Regions from separate parts of the Mus musculus genome. Here region 1 is linked to region 2. The links are chromatin loops, found by intact Hi-C in ENCODE. Cell type or tissue: heart. All regions are shown on one strand. Each heading gives the region's core, and the rest is flanking DNA. Links, peaks and the distances in the headings are about the cores only.

Region 1 (7,638 bases), core at 1,111-6,110, 49 kb after region 2:
AGAGCCACCAGAATACTAGGGTACCCCTGTAGTGACAATTTTGGAATTTTAGTTTCTTAAAAAAAAACCAGAAATATTATAAGAATATGTTTTCATTTTAATCCCAGGTATGGGATATGGGGCTGCTTCAGATTGTCCACAGCAGGTGACTATGATTTGCCTCATGCTCTAGTGGGGACATGAGTTTGCCAGCTGCACATGGTTTCTGTGAATGTGTGACATTTTAAATTCTGGGGATTTTTCAGAGGGTTTATAAAGACTAGAGCCCTGAAAGGGGTTGTTGGTTGTTTGTTGTTTGTTATTGGTTGTTGTTGGTTATAGTTTGTTAAGTAGTTGTGCCCAAAGAAGAAACACCAACAAGAAGAAATTAGATATTCTGATGGTGATGATCAAACTTGCGCCAAGGAACTTGACATCCCTAATGAGCAGGAAGAAGTCTAATGTGACCCCCTTTCTAGCCCCTGACTTTATTCAGGGATCTCTTTCCTTTCCTCACTATCCCTTTTCCCCCTCTTATCTAGTGTTAGGGGGTTTAAAGGATGGAGACAGATAGAGGAAAGAAGAACCTACAAAGTAGTCAAAGACAACTACATCCTCCCCCCTCAACTTTGGCCTCCCCCTGGACAGGCCTGAATTCTCTGGCATGGGAGGGCTATGGATCTAGCTTGATTGTAGATACTTGCTTCCAAGTGAAAGTCCTGGTTTTGATAGCCAACAGTATAATAATATAATATATTGTTATATATTATAACAGTGAATTTATAATAGTCAATAAATAAAATACTTTTTTTTTTTTGGTTTTTTTCAAGACAGGGTTTCTCTGTGTAGCCCTGGCTGTCCTGGAACTCACTTTGTAGACAGGATGGCCTCGAACTCAGAAATCCGCCTGCCTCTTCCTCCCTAAGTGCTGGGATTAAAGGCGTGCGCCACCACTGTCCTGCGAATACATTAATTTTTAAAAGAGAAAAACAAAAGAAAACAAATACAAGCTCAAATAAAGAAAGAAAACAAATATATCTAACCTAAAATTTTACACCTAGATTGGGCTTTACATTTTTGAAAGTGAATTGTTTTCAAGAGAAATGACAAGCAACTTATAGATCTTAAAAGACTGGACCAGAGATCCAGCCACAGCTCAAGCCTTGGAACCTCTGAGGCTTGAGAGAGAGAAGGGGGCAGGGGGATGGGGAGAGGCTGGGGGATTCACTCAGTGGTGGCTGGTTCTAATAGTGGCTATACAGTGAGGCCACATGAGCAAGTTTACAGCCTCCCAGGTACAGCTGTCTACTTTCCAGAACAGTCCAAGTGTTTGGCACCAGCATCGGAGCTCTCTTGGCATTGTACCCCAGCAGCTCTGTGCACCTTCTGCTGGCACCTGGGAGTAGCCTCAGCTCTTTCACTGAGAGAAGGGACTGGGACTCTGAGCTGAAGGCAGGAAGACTGGTCAACTTATATAAGCTGTGCTCTAGGATAGACATTTAACCAGAGGATGCTATTTAAAGTAAGTGGCCAGGAGACACGTGGGAAGCCACTATCTAGCACATGGGTGCAGGACTCAGGCAGAAGTGGGCGGCCCCCAATATTGGTCATCAGAAGTGTCACCTGGTGTCAAATAGAAATGGGGGCTGAAGGCAGTGGCCAGACATCACGGGGGAGTGGAGAGCAGGCTTTAATTAAAGTGCTTAATGCACTCATCGACGTTTCTATTTTTTCATGACTAAAGTCTCACCCGTTCCCATCCAGAGTTCCACTAATGACAAGCAAGGGTCATTCGTAACTTGTGGAGTTCAGTAAATAATTCCCAAGGCCAGCCCCTGTTCAAGCACAAACCAATGAACTGCAGGGCAAAGGTGTGCTAAGAATAGCTCACTGTGTATCAGGCCCTGTGGCCCTGCCTACGGTAGTTCAGTCCTCACTTGGGTCCTCAGAGTCCCATTTTTAAAGAAGAGGAAAGTGTACCAGGTTCAATAACTCCTTCAAACACTCATAGCTGGGACAGCATTGGAGCAGCCAGGCTCTTGAAGAAGTTTCTATTTTCCTGGTCACAGGTTTGTTCAGGAACTAGACGTTTGTCCTTGGGACTTTTTCACATGGAGTCCCTCCTCTGGGAAGGGGTGGAGAGAATGACCACTGGAAATGGGTCTATCTGAGTGAGGAGTGGACAGGAGGAAAGGTAAGGATGCGTAAGGACAGGTAAGCAGAGAAGGGGCTTGTACAAAGACAGGGAAATGGAGAACAGCGCATAAACGGGGGACTATCTGTCGGCTGGGCTGCAGCTCGGTGGAGAGTACTAGCTGGTGCTGGATCTCATCTCTGGTGCTGCAACAAACCAAACCAAATAAAAACACCAAGCAAAGGAAACACAATGTAGCCTGGTAGGAATGTGTCTGGAATAGGCTCCGAGTGGTGCCCAATGCGAGGATCCCGGTTCAAGGGTCCTAGATACTAGAAACAAGCCAGGGTTTTCAGAACAAAGCAAAGAGGCCTGGGTGCTCCCTGTCTCTGTCCCTCACAAGAGAGATATGGGCTCTGCCCCATTCCTTATATCAGCTGGTGTCCATCCTGGGGCTGGGGAGACACCTAGGGACGGGGAGAGACTGGTTGGTAGAGGGTCTGCCTGCACAGGATGACCACGGCTCAAGGAGAAGGAAAGAGTTCACAAGTCTCCCTTCTAACTGAGGCGCTGTGGAGAGTTGATGGTTTCTGGGGAGTGAGAGTCAGCTTTCTTTAAGGGCGTGGCCACCGAAAGCTCAGTCATGCTCCAGTACATGGCCCCCACCCAGGAGCTTATAGGCAGCACAAACTGGACTAAATGGATTATTGGAAAAGAAGAACAAGCAACCTGCCAGTTAGCGACACATGCCTTTAATCCTAGTCACACGCAGGTGGGTCGCTGTGAGTTCAAGGCCAGCCCGGTGTACAGCACAAGTTCCAAGATAGTCAAGGCTATACAGAGAAACCCTGTCTTGGAAAAACAACAACAAAAAGCAACAAACAAGGAGAGCACATGAAGACCTTGGGGAGGAGATGGTGGTGTTTCTGGAAAGAATTAGGGGAGAAATTAGGGTGAGCATGACCAAGACTAAGGAACCATCTTTGCGGTACTTGGAAGGAGGTCAGTCTATTTTTCTCAGTGTTTCAATGTAGGCTGGCCTTGTGGCTTACTTTGGTCAGCAGAAGTGATACTGTTGTAGCTCTGGACTCAGGCCTAAGGGACCTCATCTGCTTCTGCCTGCTGCCTTTTTGTGAATAAGCCCGAGTCTATCTGCCGGAACCGCCGAGAAAGAGTGGGAAAGAAGTCATTTGGTCAAGCCAGGGTCCTAAGCCTGCAAGAGCATCCTAATACTGAAAAAGGTCATTTCTCCTGAGCCTGTCAGATCCTCTGGGGCTGCTGAACAGAGGAGGGGTATGTCTGACTGAGTTGGCACAGGGAGAGGTCAGAAAGGAAGGGCAGGAGGGAGGCTGCTGCAGTGGTCCCATGAGAGATGGCAGGGTGGCTGCAGTGCTGTGAGAGTGGACATTATTCAGATCTACTCAAAGTAGGGTGGCGGGAGGGACCTGCTGATGGATTGGGCATAGGAACCAAGGAGCAGAGGAATCAAGAAGGCCAAGGTTTCCACCCAGAGAGCATCTGGGTGGGCAGAGGTGCTCACAGACTCTACTGGCTCCAGGTCTAGCAGGTTGTTCTGGGGCTCTATACAGAAATACATATCCAGGCTCAGTAGAAGGCGCTGGTCCAGTCCAGAACAGGAGGGTGTGTCGTGCTGCTGTTCAGTGTGGACACTGCAGTTTAGTTTAGGTGAGTGTGTGTGTGTGTGTGTGTTGGGGGTCAGGGGCTGGCTCTCCTCTGCTAGATATAGGCAGCTGACTGAAAAGATGGACTAGCCAAACCTCTTCTGCAGACACCTGGGCCATTTGTATGGGTCTTAAGTGGTTACATGGCACCCTCTGGTGGCTAGCATGGCTCTTCACTGCCCTCTGATTATCCTGGACTTGGACTTTGGACTTTGAGCTCTGGTAAACTTGTTCTTCAGGCAGAAGGCTTGTGAGCCCGGGGGATGGATGCCTCCCCACAGCTTGGTTTGCTGAGTGGACCAGTGAAAGATAGTGAATCTAAATCTCAGATGAGCAAGTGGGTGTACCCGGGGACAAACATCTGGAAGAGGAGGTGGCTTGAGGGGCCAGTCCCATGCTCAGCGATTTGCTTACTTCTTAATCTTTCCCACTTACCTTTTTAGTATTTATTTCTGCTTTCAATATATTTGAGGAAAAATACACATGAAAGAAACAAGCAATATCCACAATGAATAGTAAGCCTCACTCTAGCCTGGGTCTCTCAGACCTAGGGGCAATGCTATGATAAGTGATGTTTCAAGCCAGAGACCCATGATACACCCTTTAACTGGCATTTATCTGGCACTTGGTATGTGCTAAATACCATTGTAATAAAAATTTACTAATGTGTATTCAGGTTTGTGTGTGTGCAAGTGTGCTGGTGTGTGTGTGTGTGTGTGTATATAAGTAAGGGAATGTGCTTGCATGTGAAGGCCTGAGGTCAAAATTGGGTGTCTTCCTTATTTACCATCCACATTGTTTTTTGAGGTAGGCTTTCTCAGTGAATCTAAAGCTCACCAGTTTGGCTAGACTGGCTGTCCACAGAGCCCCAGGGATCTGCCTGTCTCTTCCTTTTCAGTAGGGAGAAGAAGGAGCAAGCACTTTCTCCACACCCACTTTATTACAGGCATGCTCTGACACACCTAATCTTAATGTAGGTTCTAGGGATCCAAACTCAAGTCCCCATGCTCAAGGGTCACCTACCTTACTGACTTAGCTGTCTCCTCTGCTGGCTGGACAGCTGGCTGGCTGGCTGGCTAGCTGGCTGGCTGGCTGGCTAGTTGTCTAGTTATCTGCCCTTGCTGGTTGTTTGGTTGTTTGTTTGGTTGAGACAAGGTCTGCTGAAGTCAAAGCTGAGCTCAAACTGTGGAACTGCAGCTGTACTTGAACATCTGATCTTCCTTCCTCCACTTCCTAGCTGTTAGTTTTCCAGGCTTGTGCTGCCACAGTCAGCTCACTCGAAGCACTCTTGACCCCTGCATCTTGAACCAGTTCAAGGTCTCAATCCCTTGGACTGAGAAGTGTAAGGTTTGCTGCTACTGATGACTGAGGGTTTAGACACCCTGAGCTGAGCTCTGTAGCACTACTCCTCAGGAGCACCTAGGACTGAGGGCCCCAGCACCCGTGCTATAGACTTCTTTTTCCCTACTCAGATTTCCATCTGGGTAAAAAAGCCCCTCTCTGCTTATGTCCTGAGCTGTGCTCTGCAGCGGCCCTATATTTCCATTTGACACAGCCTAGCCCAATATCTCATCTGCCTGTTCTACAGGCCAAGGTAAGGGCCTTCCATAATCAGTCATGTTTCCATGTGCCCTCAGCAGGGTGTGCCAACCTCAGCACTCAGCATTAGGCAGGGGTCTGGGCCTGGTATTGGGCGCAGCTCGCCCTTTGGGAACTGTGCTCAATTTCCCCGGATGTAAGTTTACCCACATCACCATTTCCCCTTCAGCTTCTTTTTTCTTAATACCCTGTCTAGGCATGGTCTATGTTTGATGCCTACAAGATGCGGACCAATACAGGAAATCTCAGAGGTCAGGCCTTCACAGGGGAAGGGAATGTGAGTATTGTGAAGGCCTCAAAGCAAGATGACAACGATCTATTCTCACCTGAAAGTTGAGTCTTGGGCAAGGCATTTAACTATTCCATTTGCAGCTTCTTCGTAAATTGGAGAGTACCTCATAAGATTGAATGATGTTGAGATGTTTAAAGCCTATAGAATAGTTATCATGTACTAAATAAATATTACTCATTATTATAATTAAAAGGGAAACTGTAATAGAATTGTCCAGAGAACAAATAAGAAAAACACTGTTTATAAACTACAATGGATCTATGCTGATCTGTTCCACTATCATTTCTAAATTTTTTTATATGTATTGGTGTTTTGTCTGCATGTATATGTGTGCACTGCATGCATATCTGGTGCTCATGAAGGTCAGAAAAGGGCGTCAGATTGCAGGGTGGGTGCTGGGGCCCTAACTGGAACCCTCGGAAGAGTGACAATTGTTCTTAATCATAAATATCCATTTCTCCTGCCTCTGGTTTTGTTTTTTTGGAGATAGGCTCTCAAATAGCCCAGACCCTGTTCTCACTATGTAACAAGGCTTTCTTAATCTCCTGATCCTCCGGCCAGTGCCTCTCAAGCACTCAGATCGCAAGTGTGTTCTGCCATGCCCAGAATGCCCCATCATTCTTAAAGGATCAGGAGAGGGCTAGAGGTGCAGCCCAGTGCCTGCCTAGTGTGTGCAAAGTTTCATTCCCAGAGCTTAAGAAATGAAAATCAATACAGCAGTAGCAGCCAATCCACTGACTTCCATAGTTATCCACAAACTGCCAGCTTGCTTGCTGCCATTGCTTTGGAAACAAATGAGGTCTGAATGTGATGTTGGTTTTGTAAATGATGACAGGCTAAATCATGGCTGAATTAAGAGGTCTTTCACTGGCATCAAATAATCATGCTCATCACATTCTGCCTCATTCTGGGTCTCTCTCTGTCTCTGTCTCTCTGTCTCTGTCTCTATCTTTCTCTCTCTTTGTCTGTGTGTGTGTGTGTGTATGTGTGTGTGTGTGTGTGTGTTGGGGGAGGGGAGTGCAAAGGCAGATGTTGGTGTCAGGCAAAGCTATACTTGTCTCTGGCATGTTGGCAAGAGTCCCTTTCTCTGCAGAGTTCAAAGTTTTAGAGAAAGCAGACTTTGAACCATAGTTCAATGGTATAGCATTTATCTATCCTGTGTGAGACCCTGAGTTCCAATTCCAGCACTGGAAAACAGTAAAGCCAAAAACCAAACAGACACAAATAGTTACCAATTTGGAAATAAGAAGAGCCTGCCCATTTTGAGTCCCACTTTCTGTGTGCATGTGGGAGAACTGAAGAGTAGAAGGCAAGGGACACATTCAGAGTCACAAAGTAAGATTTTCTTGGAGGCAGGAGCTCAGGTCTGTGGAGCCCTAGGAGTTGTCCTCTCCATACTCAATGCTGTTGAGCTGAGGAGGTACGGTAAGGAGCCTAGGCCAAGAGACTGGCTTCATTTCATCTGCACAAGGAAGTAGAGACTGTGACCACCTTCAGACAGTCATTCCCAGAGTCAAATGGGTCAAGTGCCACAGCCATGCTAGGCTGGGATGGAGGCAGGAGGGATGGAGGCCACTTTCTGGTTCCAAAGACCTGCATCTTCCCTGAAGCTCCCACTTCTGGGGCCCAGGTTACTGCAGTCTAGATGGTGTGCTGGCTATAAAGCAAACAGACCTCAATAACAGATGGGTCTGTCTCTGTACCCTGTGGTTGTTGCATGGTACAGCTAGGTTCAGACATGACTGATCTGCCATACTGTCTTTTGTAAATTGCAGGGGCTATTCCTGGTTGTCAACTTGACTATATCTGGATGAACTACAATCCAGAATTGGGAGGCTCACCAGTGATCCTAATCTGGAGGCTGAGATAGAAGTTTCTGACCTGAATCTTGGCATGGAGATCTTGAGGCACAGTGGCTATGAATTCCAGAAGATTAAGACAGGAAGATCTCC
Region 2 (7,638 bases), core at 952-5,951:
CAGGAAGTCTCATTAGACAGGATGGACCAAATCATGTGGCCAAGTGAAATGCGGCCCAAGGGCAGACTAACAGAGCAGAAATAATGAGGGTGGCAGGGGGTTGGAGGGGCTCAGACAGCAAGTAACTTGGTGCAGCTGGGAAAAAATAGTTTAGGGGTAATCACCCAGTAATTGTGCTAAAACAGATTAAATAAACCCATAGGACTCTGTCCTGATTATCTGGGGTGGATTGACCAGGTCATAGTAAGAATTAATAGCATTTACAACAACAGCCTCGCCCACCTCCTTTTCTATGAAGAAAAAGCCAATAAGAAGCCCAGCTGTGATGAAGCAAACATGGTTGAGGTCGTGAGATGGAAGCACGGCCTTCATAAGAGAAAGTTGAATACCAACAATATACATGCAGAGGATGGGGTCATACATTAATCTTACTTGTGTATAAACTGCTGAACTATGGGGCTTTGTAAGATCCCAGGTAAACAGTGTATGAAACCAAGAGGGTTAGAAATCTTGTTTGTGTGGGCTTTGTGCTGAGTAGTTTCATGCCAGCTTGACCCAAGCTCTAGTCTTCTAAGAGGAGGGAACTTCAACTGGGAAAAATGCCTCCAGAAGACCAAGCTGTAAGCAGGGAAGCCTATTGGACAATGGTTCTCAACCTGTGGGTTGTGACTCCTTGGGAGGGAGATCAAATGACTCTCTCACAGGTGTCACCTAGAAACATTAGAAAACAGATTTTACATTGTGATTCATAACACTAGCAAAATTACAGTTATGAAGTAGCAACAAAAATAATTTTATGGTTGGGGGGTCACTGCAGCATGAGGAACTGTATTAAAGGGTCACAGCATTAGGAAGGTTGAGAACCACTGGTATAGGACATCTTAATTAGTAATCAATGTGGGAGAACCCAGGTGTGACCACCCCTGGGCTGGTGTTTCTGGTTCTATAAGAAAGCAGACCGACCTTTTTCCTCTTTGGGTGTCTGAAGACAAGATGGGTCACCAGCAGCTCTACTGGAGTCACCCATGGAGGTTTGGCTCTTGCCATGTGTGCTCTAACCGCCACGGTCTGATCTGCAAATATGGGCTGAATATGTGTCGTCAGTGCTTCTGTCAGTACGTGAAGGACACAGGCTTCATTAAGTTGGACTAAGCGACCTTGAATGGATTATTCGATTGTCTACTAAGTGGAACCAATCATGCTAGTTTTTGTGCACAAAGAATAAAAACATGAAGAAAGAAAGAAAGAAAGAAAGAAAGAAAGAAAGAAAGAAAGAAAGAAAGAAAGAGAGAGAGAGAAATAGAAAGAAAGAGAGAAATAGAAAGAAAGAGAGAAATAGAAAGAAAGAGAGAAATAGAAAGAAAGAAAGAAATAGAAAGAAAGAAAGAAAGAAAGAAAGAAAGAAAGAAAGAGAAAGGAAGAAAGGAAGAAAGAAATAGAAAGAAAGAAAGAAAGAAAGAAAGAAAGAAAGAAAGAAAGAAAGAAAGAAAGAAAGGAAGGAAGGAAGGAAGGAAGGAAGAGAAAGGAAGAGAAAGGAAGAAAGGAAGAAATAAAGGAAGGAAGGAAAAGGAAGGGAGGGAAAGGAAGGGAGGGAAAGGAAGGGAGGAGGGGAAAGGAAGGAAGGAAGGGAAGGGAAAGGAAGGAAGGGAAAGGAAGGGAAGGGAAAGGAAAGGAAAGAAGGAAAAGGAAGGAAGGAAAAGGAAGGAAGGAAAAGGAAGAAAAAGAAAAGAAAAGAAAAGAAAAGAGAAAAGAAGGAAGGAAGGAAGGAAAGAAAGTAATCAAACTGAACAAGTCATGATAAACAAGCCTTATGAATGAGCAGCACCCCTCCATGCCCTCTGCATCAGTTCCTGCCTCCAGGTTCCTGCCTGATTTGAGCTCCTGCTTCGGCTTCCCTCAATGGACTCTGATTCTGAATATGTAAGCTAAAAAACCAAAACCTTCCCTCTGTAGTTGCTTTGGTCATTATGTTTCATCTCAGCAACAGAAACCCCAACTAAAGACAGGCTTTGTGTAGTCTAGAAAATGACCCAGCCCAGTGGTGTATAGTTCCACATGAGCGTAAGCAGCAGACAGAGAGAAGCCACATGTACATAGCAACACATCTATGCATGATGGCTGACCTTGGTTGCCATCTTGACTACATCTAGATTCAACTAAAACCCACCAGCCAGGCGTGGCATGTGAGGTCTTTTCTTGGATCATTTGAAGTGGAAAGATACACCCTAAATCTGAGCCACACCCTGTGGTATAGGCCCACAGTAATGGACGTGAAAACGCCTAGCCACTCCCCCTTCTACACAAGACAGCTAATCTCAGTGCTAGAGAATTCTTTGACCCAATGTTCTGGTGCTATTTGGGCCTCTTCCCAGTCCTGGTCATGATATAAGGACAGAGTGTCCTCTGAGGATTGGAGTCCCTGATCCAAAGTAGGGTCAGGGAACTGCGAGGTGGGTGAGAATGGGAGGTCCTTCCCTCAGCAGTATAGGATAGGCCAGGGGTGGGCCAGGAAAGCAGGAGAGTAGCAAGCCACTTCGAGCTCTTCCTGCACACGTTCTGATGGAGAGCCTTAAAGAGGCCAGCAGTTCTGGCTCTCAGCCTGGCCTTCCAGCAATTCTGCAGCTCAGACCACCAAACAAAGGACCAGAAACTGCATGGCTTAAGCCCCAACCCATCGTCTCACAAATCTGGGCATTGGCAAGAATAGGGAATCAGGGCCCAAGCTGGGCTTCTTCTTTCCAGACCCCAAAGGAAGGGTAAGCACAAGGAGCTGCCAGAACCCAGGAGTGGTCTTTTTCAGCCCTGCATGCTACTTACTAGGCGTTGGGTCCATGCAGCCCATTTCCTCTTCTGGATTTGTTGGTCTGAAAAAAATGGAGGACTCGGTCCCAGAATTCCAATACTGGCTGCTGTTGCTCTGCCAACTGCCTCTTCAACATCCTATCTCGCTTAGAAGCTGTATGTGAACTCAGAAACGTCAGCTAGACTTCTGTCCATTTCTGAGCACGGAGCTGCCTTTTCCCTCATGACAAAGATATGTTGGGACCCTTGAACGGTCTGTCTTGAAAATCTAAGCTCCAGGCATGGATACATACGTGCTCAGACTATCCACCACATTTACCATGTTTGACTTCCTGGGTTCCAAGGTCGATACAAACTAACCAGGCAAACAAAACAAACAAAGCCGAGGTTTGTAGGGATACCTCTAGAGGTGGAGCAGAATTACCAGAGTTAGCAAGGAAGACCACAGGGCATCCAGTGTGGCCATTGCCTGAACCTGCTCCTTTTATATGGGGAGGAGCTGGGATTCAGGATGCGTTTTCATGCATTTCTGTTGTTGGCCACCGGAGGGCAGCAGAGCTACATAAATGTCCTGAGTGTTGTTACAGGTTGTGGGACACAGAGGATTCAGAACAGGACTTTGGGAGCCACAAGGTGCCAGAAAAGTGATGAGAGGAATTAGTAGCCATAGAAGGATCAAGGAAGGTTTCTAGGAGTTGTTGACTCATGCTTTAGACAGGGTTTGAAGTCTGAAAAGGTCCTCTAGAAAAGAGACATTGAACAAAGATGGGGGGGTGGGGGGAGAGGCAAGCTTGCTCCAGAGGCAATATAATAGGACCTAAGATTCTGGCACAGTCCTCAAGCCAGTATTTCAGCATGTGTTAGAACTTCACATCGAACTGCCTTAAGAAAAAAGAAAAAAAAAACTCCAGGAGACACCTTCAGGGAGAACCATATCCAAGGCCTCTGACTGTGTCACTGTGTCCTGTCACAGGGCCTCTCGGCTCTGCTCCTTGCAGCAGCATAGCCATCAGCAGCTACAAGCAGATGCTCAAACTGCCGAGAAGCCACCATGGAGACAGCCTCATTCTCAAGGCTTCTACCAAATGTCTGGGAGTTACTCTGATGTGCTGGGGCTGTGCTACCCAAACATCCAGAAACCATCGCTGCTCCTGATGACCTGTTTTGTGTCCAGGCTGCCTGTGAGAGATGGTCTCCTCCCTCTAACTGAACATGGGGGGCGGGAGGGGCAACAGTCTCCAAAGGAAACATGAGAGGGTCTCAGAAGGGGAGACAGTGGGTGTCAGGGAGGACCCACTGAAACCTGGTCCTCTCTTGTCCTAACTGATTCTGCACCCGGCTGCCATAATGTGCCTCAGTTTCTTTAGCTGGATGTGACATCAGGTTCAAAATAGTACTCACTCACTCCTGTAGGCTCTTAGGCTGTAGTGGCACCTCAGAGTCAGGAAGGAGTCTGTAACAACAGTTCTAACAGCAGCTCTGAGGTTGAAGCTCATTAGAAGGCTATCCTAAGCCAATGTATGGGAAAAGATGGGGTATTTCAACTGCCCAAGCTTGGGTCACGTGACTGCTCAGCAGAGCCAGGGAATAGAGTTTGAGCCACCTATGGCAAGGGGCTCTGTGTCAGGCAGAGCCTAGAGACAGTAAATTAGGGTGCTAGGATAGCCATGATGAAGTAATATTGACTGGAGGCTTGACCAACAGACACAGACTGTCTTATAGCCCCAGAAGCTACAGGTCACCAGAGCCCCACTCTCCTTGAACCTGCATGGCACCCTTTCTGCCCTCTCTAGCTTCTGCTCACAGTCAGGGGTCCTTGGCGTGGTTAGGTTTGTGGATCTGTGTATTCCTGCCTCAGCCACTGATGTGACATCCATGCACACGTCTCTGTGTCACTAAGGCTACCGCTGGCTGACTCATATGCTTTGTCACTATATTCTTCAATGACCATGCCTGTCCACAGAGGTTACCTTCCATGATACGGAGGTTTAGAGCGCCATCACCTGTCTACCAAAGGTGTTTTGTTTTGTTTTGTTTTGTTTTGTTGCCAAAAACTAGTACTGCCCCTGTGGGAAGGGCAACTGGAGTGAGGTAGTCCCAGTTGGCCAGACACAGTTCTGAGACAAGGACTCTGAATTATGTAGGCTAGTCTTGAACTCATGACTCCCCTGCTCTGGCCTCCAGAGTGTTAAGATCGCTAGCATGTGCCATAGGCAAATTATTTACTATTTGGGCCACAGTAGATTTAAGAAGCCTTGTGAGAAGTAGCAACTGGAATTCAACCCAGCTCACAGACTGCTCATCCTTATTGACTGTGAATAGACCCAAAAGAATTAACACACCACACACTGCCTGCAAATAGACACACAAAAAACACAGCGCACACACACCATCTTGCCCAGTCACCTGTGACAACCTCACAGTTGGGTCCAGCAAGGAAATCACTCAATGGTTAAATGGGAAATGGTAGAATGATACTGTGGCAAATATTTTGGAATCTGACCTACCTGGACTTGAACTCTGAATGATTTTATGTCGATAGCTCTACTTCTCTGAGACTTAGCCTCCTGTCTGTGAAGAGATCCCTACCAGGGATGGTGGTACACATACATAACTCTCATATTAGGATGGGGTTGTAGCTCAGTGGATAGGATGCTTGCCTAGCACACACAAGGTGCTGGGTTCACTCCTTAGCACTGTGCAAACTTGACATGGTGGCATATATTTGTGATCCTATCACTCAGGAGGTGGAGCCCAGAGGATCAGAAGTTCAAGGTCTTAGGTAACTTGAGGACAATCTGGGACACATGAGACCCTCGTGTATAAAAATAAAATACCAGCCAGTTGTACTAGCCCTAGCTTTTAACCCCAACACTTGGGAAGCAGAGGCAGGTATATACGTCTCTGTGAGTTTGAAGCCAGCCAGATCTCTATAACAAGATTCAGGACAGCCAGGGTTACAAAGTAAGACCCTGTCTCAGAAGTACATAAATTAAATAAATAAAAAGCTATATAATGGAGCCCTGTTTCAAAAATAATAATAAAATAACTTGTAAGTAAAAGAAAATCCTAGGATTTAGGAGGTGGAGGCAGGAGAATCAAGAGTTTAAACTCATCCTTGATTACAATAGTGAGCCCAAGGTTTGCCTAGGATACATGAAACCTTGTCTCAAAAACTAACAAAAACCAAAATTGTCTCTGAAGGTGTTTGAATGTTAATGATGCTCTATGGATGCTTGTGTGGTCAATCCTGTGTCGTACCAAGAAATGTGGGCACACACGTGGGTATCCTGGGGAGCTGGGACTGTTTAGCCCAGGCTCTAGGGCACCAAACCTGGGAAGTGTCAGCCATGCCTCTTTCTGAGGCTCCAGTCTTGCCCAGCATCTCCCACCTCAGCAGAGCTCCCATAGCTCCCTGGGCTGTGGCTGTGGTCCCAGCAGGAAATCAGTGCCAGTAGCTGCCATCCTCTTCCCTAGCATACAGAAATGCTTCACTGGAGAGATGTACTAGAGCCAGAACCTTGACTAGGGGAGCCATGTGGTGGCAGCCGTGTTTGGCTGAGAGGTACATTCATTAGAGAGGCGGCTTCTGTCTGGACCTCCAGAAGGACTGGGGCACAGAGGGAAGCACGATTCATCCTGGTACAGCCAGCCTCAAGCGATGACGGCCACCATTTGCTCGGGCTTCCTGTGTGCCTCATGCTATCCCCTCACAGACCCAATGACAAATGCCAGCTCAAATGGTCTGGGAGATGGGTGTCATACACCACCACCCTCACACCAGGCAGGCCAAGAGAGACTAAGGGAAGAAGAGCCTTGGCCAAGTGTGCTCAGGTAGTAAATGGGGTCAGGGGCTCTCTAGCCCAGGCATTGACCGCCCTCTGTCCTGTGCACCTGTGGGTTGCGAGGGTGGGCATGAGAGGGGCAGCCTCTACACCAGTACCTCATTTCCCTCCAGTTCACTGCCACAGGGCTGTGCCCATGCTACCAATGTAAGATGCCTGCTCAGGGCCACTCAGCCTGTCAAGGAGGCATATCTGTCTAATTTATGTGTACATGTGTGTGCATGTGTGTTTGTACATATATGTGCAGGTTCCTTAGGAGGCCAGAGAGGAGACTGGATCCTCTGGAACTGGAGTTACAGATGCCTGTGAAACACCTGATACTGGCGCTGGAAGCTAAACTTGGGTCTACCATGAAAACAACAAGAACTCTTAAACTTATGGGTTTGTTTTTTTTTTTTTAATGTATACCTGTGCATGCCGGAGCATATGCTTGCATGTGCACCCCATGTGTGCACGTGCTTGAACAAGCCAGAGGATAGTTTTGAACTGCCCACGGAAGGGAGCTGTGAACCAAACTGAAAAAGTGGCGAGAGCTGTAAAGCACTAAGCCACCTCTCCAGCCCCATTTTGTTTTTTGAAATCTGAAGTCTGGACTCCAAAGCCTGAGTGGTTGTCTGTCTGTTTGTTTGCAGTGTCAAGATAGAATTCAGGACTCAGGTATGCTAGGCTAGGCAGTGTACCTCAACCGAGCTCTGCCCAGTCCACCCTCCTCTGCTGCCCCCACTGGCCTGCTGTGTGGCCTCTTTGAGTCACTAGCTGTCTCTGGGCTTCAGCATGTGGGAGTCTTTCTTTGTTCCTAAATGTCTAGAGTGGAGACAAGGCTGGGGCAGGTGCAGGGAGGAAGAGGAGGCTAGGGTCATTGCCACCAGTGTTTACTGCTAAAGCACAAAGGTGGCCCAGAGAGCCTGTGTGTTAAAGAAGCACTCTAGAGAAATGGGAGATGGCAAAATGGGAACACAATTGGCTGTACAAGCAGGGTGGCCTGAGTTCA

The links. Peaks named below come from ENCODE experiments on the same cell type or tissue, not always from the same donor. Only the 100,000 strongest peaks of a DNase experiment are listed, where the experiment ranks them.
Region 1: a loop joins it to region 2, with 8 times the contacts of the local background. A loop is called at or near these places in 29 of 42 quality-filtered maps.

Annotation. Positions count from the first base shown.
Region 1 is chr6:92,215,962-92,223,599 of GRCm38, reverse strand. No RefSeq gene overlaps it. Among named protein-coding and RNA genes, the nearest start is that of Rbsn, 4.9 kb to the right of the region's middle. In heart, for the core only: a CTCF peak has its summit at 3,958 (motif pointing left); no DNase peak of the experiment used is centred there.
Region 2 is chr6:92,264,928-92,272,565 of GRCm38, reverse strand. Gm30688 (a long non-coding RNA gene) reads right to left here and starts at 2,931. Exons shown (of 5, transcript XR_001785327.2): 1 at 2,818-2,931. It also overlaps the pseudogene Gm44803. In heart, for the core only: a CTCF peak has its summit at 3,347 (motif pointing right); a DNase peak (open chromatin) is centred at 3,345.